Regions from separate parts of the Homo sapiens genome. Here region 2 is linked to region 1. A link is a contact called in ENCODE Hi-C data. All regions are on one chromosome and are shown on one strand. The core of a region is the stretch at or near the end of the contact, and the rest is flanking DNA. Distances in the headings are between cores, read along the strand shown. Region 1 holds the start of ST6GALNAC3 (ST6 N-acetylgalactosaminide alpha-2,6-sialyltransferase 3). Region 2 holds the start of ST6GALNAC5 (ST6 N-acetylgalactosaminide alpha-2,6-sialyltransferase 5).

Region 1 (4,356 bases), core at 1,242-3,741:
AAACCCTGTAACGCAATGGTTATAATTCTATGAACACTTCAACAAGGGAAAACTGAGGCTCCAGGTTGCAGCAGCTGTCTAAAATCATATGCAAGAAGCCAGGCTTGCACTGAACTCAGGTCTCTGGACTGAAACCTGTATTCTGCACTGCTCCATGTGTAGCTTTTCAAAGACAACAAAGAAAAAAGATCCAGCCCAGACTGTCTAGACCATGACCAGAGAAGGGGATTGCTCAAAGGTGCTCAAAGGTGGTTGGAACTGAATGGTATTAGGCCATCTTAAAAGTCATCACCTGGGAAAGTACTGGAACAGCAGTAAAGTATATGGAAGGTTGACATATCTGGGTCTAAATCCAGGATCACTCTGTCATTAACCCTGTGTGGCCTTGGGCAAATCTCTTAAACTAGGGAGCGTCAACTTTCTCATCTGTAAAATGGGGTTTAAAACAATGATACTTATCTTTCAGGGTTTTATGTAAAGATTAAAGAATAAAAAACATTTTGTATTTTATAAAAAATAATAGTTATAAGAAACAGACTGAGGATATAGTAAGGATCAACCAAACTGCACTTATTATTATATGTTAGAGGAAAAAAATGGCACATATTAAATGCCTGTGCCACAAAGTATTTTTCATACCCTATCTTATTTCATTCCCACAGCAACCTTGTGAAGCAGGTGCCACTACTTTGATCTTATATTGAAGAAACTAAGGCCCAGAGACATTTAAGTAACTTGTCCAACATCACAGAGGTAGCAGTGGGCAGAGCCAGCATCCAGACATATCTTTCTGAGTCTAAAGCCCACATTAGTTTCAGTGGAGGGAAGATAAGGTGGACAGATATGTCCCAAATGTCTGAAAGCAGTGTGAAGTGCTAGAAGAGAAAGATTGGACCAGATTCATGTGTAGTTTGGGATGTGCATTAAAGATGTTTACCACATGTATAGGACAAGGCAGGGGAGAAACCAAAACAGAAAAAGATGGCCAGCAATAAATATCATGCTCCTCAATGTCCCTTTCAGCAAATAACACAATGAATAGTAAAGATGACTCATATTCATATTTCAGTCCTTGTGCTAAGAGCCTCCCGGTCAAATACCCCATACTGTAATACTGATGTATTATTTCCTCATGTCCTGGAAAATGTTCTGAAACAAAAAGAGGAAGTTCAGAAAGCTCACAGGAAACTTCTGATCTCCTTTACGCAAAGAAGGGGAAACAACTTCTACGAGGTTAGTCTCTTATTTTCATCATTGACACCAGGCACGTTAGAAGACGATTCAGGTAACCAGAACACAGTAGATGACTTAATATCATCTTATAGAGAAATAAATGCTACTTCACAATAACACAACAACAACGAATTGTTTCCTGGTATTTTCCATCGTCACACAGTTCCCCCAGGCTTGGACAACTAGGTCTCTGCATTCTCCAGTCAAGGCCCAGGAAACTTTCATGCTGTTCATGTTTTTGATTCATGCATCCAGGTTATGTTCTTGTAGAAAGGTAGTGCAAAAAAAAAAACGAGGGCAGGGGAGGCCTCTACCAGTGGGATGGAAAGTTCTTTTTAAGTGAGGCCCTCACACCAAGTTCTCCCACCTGAGGCCACAAGTCTGTGAACCCAGAAAGATGCTCAGGTGAGGCTAAGAATCCGGTCTTGGAGAAAGAAAACTCAACAAAGAAGGGATGGCTGAGCGCACTCTGGCAGAGCATAAAATCATTTTGTCTATTCAAATTTATGAGCATAAAGAGAGTGAGAGGTTCTCTACTAACATATACATCCTCGTGTGAACTTTTCCAAAGTAGAGCTAAGGGCAAACAGAGCTAGCAGATCTCATAGAAAACTCATTCCTAAGGGACTACCTGTAAACTCAGAAGTTTCTGTCTTCACATGATCAAATGCACAGTAGAGCCCACCTCCGCTCACTCTTCCCTCCATTTAAAGCGCTATGCCCCTCACCACCAGCAACTCACGCCTAGCCACTCCACCCCTCCCCGTGGCCCCTGAAAGGCCTCAGGCTCCACAGAGCCGCGGGACCCGCGGGAACACCCCTCCTCTCCCTACCATCCCCATTATTCGGCACACAGCCCTGCTCTCCCCTGGAGCCAACAGTCTGCAGCTCCTTCAATGCAGGCGCGAGCAGGAGGCAGGAATGGTGGGAAAAGAAGCTGTGCCAGCTGCATGTTTCAGAATCTCCCTCCATATGCATTTGCCAAAGGAACAAAAAGAAAATCAATGCCAGGAAAAGACAACTGAGATGAGGATGCGGTGGGACCGCGGCTGACTCCGTGCCTCTGAGCAGCAAGGGGCTGGCCAACCACGCGTCCGAGCCACAGATCCAAGTCGTTACCTTCAGGATGCAGGCCATGGCGCTCCGCCGGCCCTCCTGCCACCGAGCAGCGGGCGCGCCTGGGTCAGGGGCAGTCCTGGGGGCAGGCTGGAGGCTGGTACCACGGCAGGACCTCTCCAGCCCACATTCCCGCAGATCCAAATAAGGGGACCGCGGTGTAAGCTGCGCCGCCACAGACCCCGCCCCCCGAGCCGCGGCCCCGCCCCCGTCCCCATCCACTGGCCCGCGGCCCGCGCGGCCCCGCCCCCGGGTCACGTGCCGTCCTGGGCGCCGGCGCCGGCGGCTCCTCAGTGCCTGCTACTTCTTTCTCTTGTTTTCTTCTGTGAACCTTTCGCGGCTCGACGTGCGCAGAGTGCGCTCTGCAGCAGGCGGGGACCTGGGTCCCGCGGGGGGCAGAGTACGGCCTTTTCTTCTCGGTTCCGTCTCCTCTCACACATCAGAGAACTCCTTTTTACAGACGTTTCACACTTTGTCAAAGTTGAGTGGGTTTGGCATCGCCCTTCTGGAGACTTTGGGCACATCAAAGGGCTTTTCAAAAGTAGCAACGAAGTTCTCCCTGGGCTGTTCAAGGATTGAGCCTTCACTCTGTGATGGGCTTATCTAAAATTAATAATTTACCGCTAATAAGTGAGCACAAATATCAACGAAAGAAAGACGTCATGAACCTTACACTCTGTATGGTATATTTTGTGTGTGTGTACATATTTTACATATACATGTATGTGTGTATAATATATAAATTATTGCCTTTTCCTGGTACAAGCTTGTTTATGAAATTGTATATGCATGATATACAGTATACAGATACAGGATGCACACATGTGTATATTGTATTATATATGTACATGTTGATTGTACAGTATATGTTTATAAACTGTGTATGTGTACATGATAGGACTTTGCTCTTCCCTGCTCCAAGCAAGAGCCGGCTAAGAGAAGCAGTTATTTCTACAAGGAGAGTAAACGCATTGCAGAAGGGAGAGAGCATTCCGTGTACACACACAGATTTTTACCACTTGGTCTGTCAGAAAAATTTTAAAAGCGGCCCCCAAATATCTACCCAAAAGAAGTTTCACTTGCTAGAAGCTCCGTCTAGTTTGCCTCCATGGAATCAGGAAAAGCACTGTGGGCTGGTGGTGTCATGAGATTGGCTCACAAACCACAAGGCAGAATCCAGGCTTTCAAGGAATTTGGTATTTTCTTGATGAGAACATGCAGAATTCTTAGAGAGCAGGAGTAACCACAGGAAGGAGGTTGCAGAAGCTGAGCCTGTGGATGAACTGCCTGTCCCATGGGAAGCTCCTGTCTTCAGTCTCCCTGGAATACCACACCCTGCTCTTCGACTTCTTCCTCCCGCCCCTCCCTCCTCTGCCTTACAGATCCGGTGTGTTTTTAGTAAGAATTCTTTGTTTGGGACTATATACTTTAAACCGCTGCTTTAGCTCATGGTCCTTCATAGGCCAGGAAAATTCAGTATTTCATTCATTTACTCATCCCTTGATTGATTCCACAAACTTTTTTATTGAGCCACTACTAAATGGAAGAATAAACTTTATTCACCTTCCACTAAGTGGAGGAAAAATCTTTATTGAAGACCTTTCAGGGATAGGAGAATGACTTTCAGAATATCTAACATCAAGGTGGGCTCACAGTTAAGTGAGAAAGACAAGAATAAGAGATACATGATACTATAACATGGAAAGGGCCTTAGCCAAATTGGAAGCAAAGATCTCAGGAAGGAGAAAGAGAAACACCTGACCGTCCCCCAGCCCGACACCCGTAAAGGGTCTGTGCTGAGGAATATTAGTAAAAAAGGAAGGCCTCTTGCGGTTAAGAGGAAGGCCTCCGTCTCCTGCATGTCCCTGGCAGAACAGCAGAGCAAAGGGGTGAGGGTGGGCAGAGCACATCGTTCTCTCTAGAAAGTCTGTACATCTGGAAAGAGAAACAGCAGGCCCTAGTGAACAGCCCTGCTAAGTACTTCCCTGCTGGGTGTCCTTGATCAAG
Region 2 (4,356 bases), core at 623-3,122, 790 kb before region 1:
CTTCCCGGAAGGCAGAGGAAGACAGGCTCACAATGATGAGTTTCAAACCAATGGAAGCTGAGTGTGTCCCTCAAGTCTTCCATGCCTGCCTGGGCACCACTCCCCAGGGCTGAGAGAATTCAGCCCAAAGCAATGCGCTGGAGAGATCAGAGGGGAACGCTGGATCCCGAGCAGTGGCCGCGGGCTGGCTGCGCTCACCCTCCGGTTCCGGGTCAGAGGAACGCTCAGGCTGGTACCCGCGCCAACCCCAGTTTCCTCCCACCAGGCAGCGACTCGGCGGCCAAACCCGAGGCTTCAGGAACCGGACCTCCATCCGCAGCTGCAATTCTGGGGATCAGGGAGTTCTAGTTCCAGGGCCGATTTCTGCTGGGAAATTAGGCTTTGGGGTCCACGCACCTCACCCCTATTTTCTACAAAACTTTGTGTCTTTCTCCAAATAAGAATTCATACCAAGTTGGAACTAGCCCACCCTACCCCAGCGGGTCCACTCCCCTCCAGCCTTCGAACGGCACCTACTCACAGCGCCTCCCAGCCCCGGGAAAGGGGGAAGGCTCAGGTGTGCGGGATCCCCAGGCTGAGTGGCGAGCGGGCTGGCGGGCATGCTGTCACCTTGTGGTCCGCCACTCCGAGGTATCCGTCCAGTGGCCGCGGTCCCGCGGGGACCCCGGGGCGCTGCTGGGTGCTGCTCTCCGCCGCCGGCTGCGAGCTGCCGGTGGCCGACGCCTGCTGCTGCTGTTGCTGCTGCTGCTGCTGCTGCTGCGGGGGCCGCTCCTTCTGGCCGCCGAGGCTGCTGTACACTAGCAACAAGCTGGTGCACATGGTGGTGAGCGCTAAACACACTGCCAGACCATGGCGCTGCGGGCGGGCGGGAGAGAGAAGAGGAGAGCGGCTGAGCGCAGACACCGGAGGAGCGCGCCCAGCGGGGACAACTGTGCGGTGGTCACTCTAGTGGGGGAGATTTGGGGCGGCCTGGGCCCCAGCCCCGCCGCACGCAACTGGGACAGAGAAAGCACCGTCCCCTAGCGTATCGCAAGGGATGCTCCGGGCGCGTCGCTGCTTTCGGCCGCCGCCGCCCAGATCTCTCGGTAGAGGGCAGGTGGTGTACGGCCCCGGGCTGAGGGAGGGAGCGCGCCGGGGCCGAGGACAGGGGTGGGTTTGCACTTTGGGGAAGGGCCCGTCTGGCGCAGCCACCCCAGCCAAGCTGCTGGAATTTTGAGTCCTTCACACCCCTCCTTTCCTGGGGCCCTGGATCCTTGCGATCCTTGCAAGTTTGAAATCTAAGAAAACGAAGAAAGTCTGCAAAGGTCCCCCCTCCCCGTCCCTCTTAGTTTTTGGCAGGCTGTTGCTTTTGGGCACCCCCATCCCTTGAGCAATCTGCCCACTCCTCCATCGCTCCTGCAGCTCTCCGCCACCCCCTCGGACCTCTCGCCGGAGATCTAGGAGGCGAGGCAACCCCGAGTTCCCATCCTGGCTCTGGGATTCCGAGCCAGGCAGAGCTGGAGAATCGGGAGGGAACGCGGAGCGGGTAGAAAGTTGTCCCTTTGTAACAGGCGACCTCGCGGCCCAGGGTTAGGCGTCTCGGAGTCTCCACGGTGCGTCCCGTGGACCCTGAGCCCGGGGATCCCCCTCTTTGCCCGGTGGAGTTGCCACAACTGACTCACCATCAGGGTCTTCATTTTGGGCACCTCTTTTGTGCAGAATCCTCAGGCTCGCGCGTCCGGGGCCACTTTTTCCTGGAGGGTTTCCATGATGGGTAATGGGGCGGAGGCGGCTCTGATTTTTGCCCAGCAGCCGGCCGCGGCAGATCGCGCGCGGGAGCCGCGGGACCCGGGAAGCGCGGCTGTTGCAGAGATTAGAGACAGAATTAAAACTGAACCGGACCCTCGTAGTCTCTCAGCGATCTACACAACTGCCGCCTGCCGCCGCCTGCTGGGTCCTAAAGACCTCTACATCCCCTTCCCCGCCCCCAAATAATAATCTTTTCAGTAGTGAAATTTCTGGGGAGAGAGAGTTAACCGAGCCAGTGTACCCACTTCTTGGTCCGCGGGCTTATTTATCTTTAAAGAAGTCATCAAGTAGTAAAGAAGGAGAACCTGATTGGATTCTGAACGTGATAGCCATGTGAAAATCTGCAACCTAAATTTTCTGTTTTGCGATGTTGATAAAAACAAATCAACCTCCCAAATGTCAATAACTCTATTTATAGCGTTTGCGTTTATGTACGTAGCATAGAGAAATACATGATGAAATTATTTTTCTTAAAAAATTATTTATTATTCCGTTTTTCAATTGCTCACTTTCTTATTTTCTCTTCTCTCTTAATTTTAATTTTACTTTATCAGATTCAGTTATTCTCATGCATTCTTTAGATAATATTTCATCTCAATTATTTCATTTATTATTTTCATTGAATATTACAATTTACATTTCTGCCTGACCTCTGAGTTTCCTAGTGTTCATCTAAATGATCTTAAAGTTTTAAAAACATTCAGCACGTCACAGCTACATGATTAACTTGACCTGTAGATTCTTCCTAATTTGGATGAAGAATTTCTGTCTGCTAGAGATAAAACTGCATATGGCTTATTTCATAATCCTAAGGTATTTGGTGCTTTCCGTTGGTCTACTGCACTGACGGCGATAGTTTCACATTCAGGACTTCAATTAAAATTAAAAAAACATAAGTATTGTTTTATGTTGGGAAAGTCACATCAATAGCTTGTTTTAAGGATGCTGTCTCCTCTGCATTGAATTACAAATGGCATTTGTTAAATGTCTAATTTAGCTAAAAACATATTTCTTGTGAAATTGCTCAGTGAAAATAGTTGTCTTAATGTATTACTTAACATCTCACCTGTAGCAGTGTAATGTTAAAGATTACATTAAGATGGAAATGATCAGCAGGCCTACTGAACCATGGGCACAATAAGAGCTTTCTCAAGGCCAAAGAAGGCATTACAATCCATTTTTAATCTTCCCTAATCTATTGCTGGACTGATGATACAACAGGAACTATTTTTATCTTATGAGGCATCCTTCCATACTTAGTATTAAGAAAGTTAAAATTATTGGTGCAATAATGAATATCAGTGCAACGTGTTTGGGAGAGGGCAAGAAAGCACACGATTTAGCCTTTCAAGGAAAAGCAAAATAGGAAGCACTGTCCAACATTGCCAGCCTTGAAACTATTTATTCAGTTTGTGCTTTAGGCATGAATAGTACCAGTTGTTAGGGCAGGAAAAGCAGCAGCCAGAGGAGAATCTTACCAGGTCTTGGCAATTCTTTATTGTATGGTTGCACTTGACACTCAAATTAATGAAACAAAGGACCAACTTGATGAATCACTGCAAGCAGATTATCTGTGTTTCTCCAGGGATCCTTTTAGATGCTATTAGAAGCAGCTCCTGCATTTTTCAGGATTATTCCCCCTCCATCTAGCAAGTTGCCCAGTGACTGATGAAACAGTTCTAATATATTTTGCCATGCCAAACAGAGGCATCATATCTATGATTTAAGTTCATGGCAGCATGTTGGACATCTGTTACACTGTATGTCTGACCAAATTCATTAAGCTTATGGGTTTTTTTTTCCCCTCCTGGGATAGCAGTTAGCTAGTTGCTAAATCTACTTATGAAATGGCCAGGGTAAATTTAAAAATGTAATTCAGAGCTTGATTTGAAAGATTTCAAGGTCTTGGCTTTTACATATTTGATTAGATTAATGCAGCCATTTCAGGCATTCTGGCTTGAGAGCCAAATGGACAAGATAGGGTGAGGGAAACGAGATAAAGAAAACAAGTCATAGAATTTACTTCAATTTGATGATCATTAATGATTGCCACTTATTTGGTGGTTCTGTATTAGAGAATACAGTGGTGAATAAGACAGACCTTCTCCTCTAAGAGCTCACAACCTAATATGTGTGTGTGTATGCACGTGTGTTGAGACAAGTTCATGACTAGGCAATAAAAGACAGAGTACTATAGATTCAACACAAATTTATCAAGCACTTCCTATGTTAAGCACTTACTCTGTTGAGTACCTACTATGTGCCAGGTATTAGGGATGCCTGGATCAATAGACCACATGCTCTCTTCACAGTATATTCCCAGGTAAGTGCTTAGAATCTTTCTGTTACAATCTTTAGGAACAATCAACACACCTGATTTGTTTTTCACCTTCTAAATGCCTGCTTATGTAAGGTCTGAGGGCTTTGTTATTTCAAGGGCATCTACTTATGTTTATATACCTTTATATTCACCCTTAAGTTAATCATTTGAATAATTATACAGGGTAGAAAACAGGCAGCATTCACAAACACTTGACTGACTTGGAGACAAGCGGACAAGTAGACAAG

The links. Hi-C counts contacts between places; a loop is a spot of excess contacts on that map. Pooled maps may share reads with other maps.
Region 2: a loop to region 1 is called in a pooled map, with 7 times the contacts of the local background. The contact joins the promoter of ST6GALNAC5 here to the promoter of ST6GALNAC3 in region 1. A Hi-C loop is called at or near these places in 1 of 168 maps with a recorded cell type or tissue (PC-9) and 4 of 50 pooled maps.

What each region holds. Positions count from the first base shown.
Region 1 is chr1:76,072,881-76,077,236 of GRCh38, reverse strand. It overlaps ST6GALNAC3 (ST6 N-acetylgalactosaminide alpha-2,6-sialyltransferase 3), which reads right to left and starts at 2,491. Exons shown (of 5, transcript NM_152996.4): 1 at 2,353-2,491. The coding sequence starts at 2,370. RefSeq lists a silencer at 2,491-2,690.
Region 2 is chr1:76,864,996-76,869,351 of GRCh38, reverse strand. ST6GALNAC5 (ST6 N-acetylgalactosaminide alpha-2,6-sialyltransferase 5) reads right to left here and starts at 1,872. Exons shown (of 5, transcript NM_030965.3): 1 at 1,662-1,872; 2 at 610-855. The coding sequence starts at 1,676. RefSeq lists an enhancer at 788-997.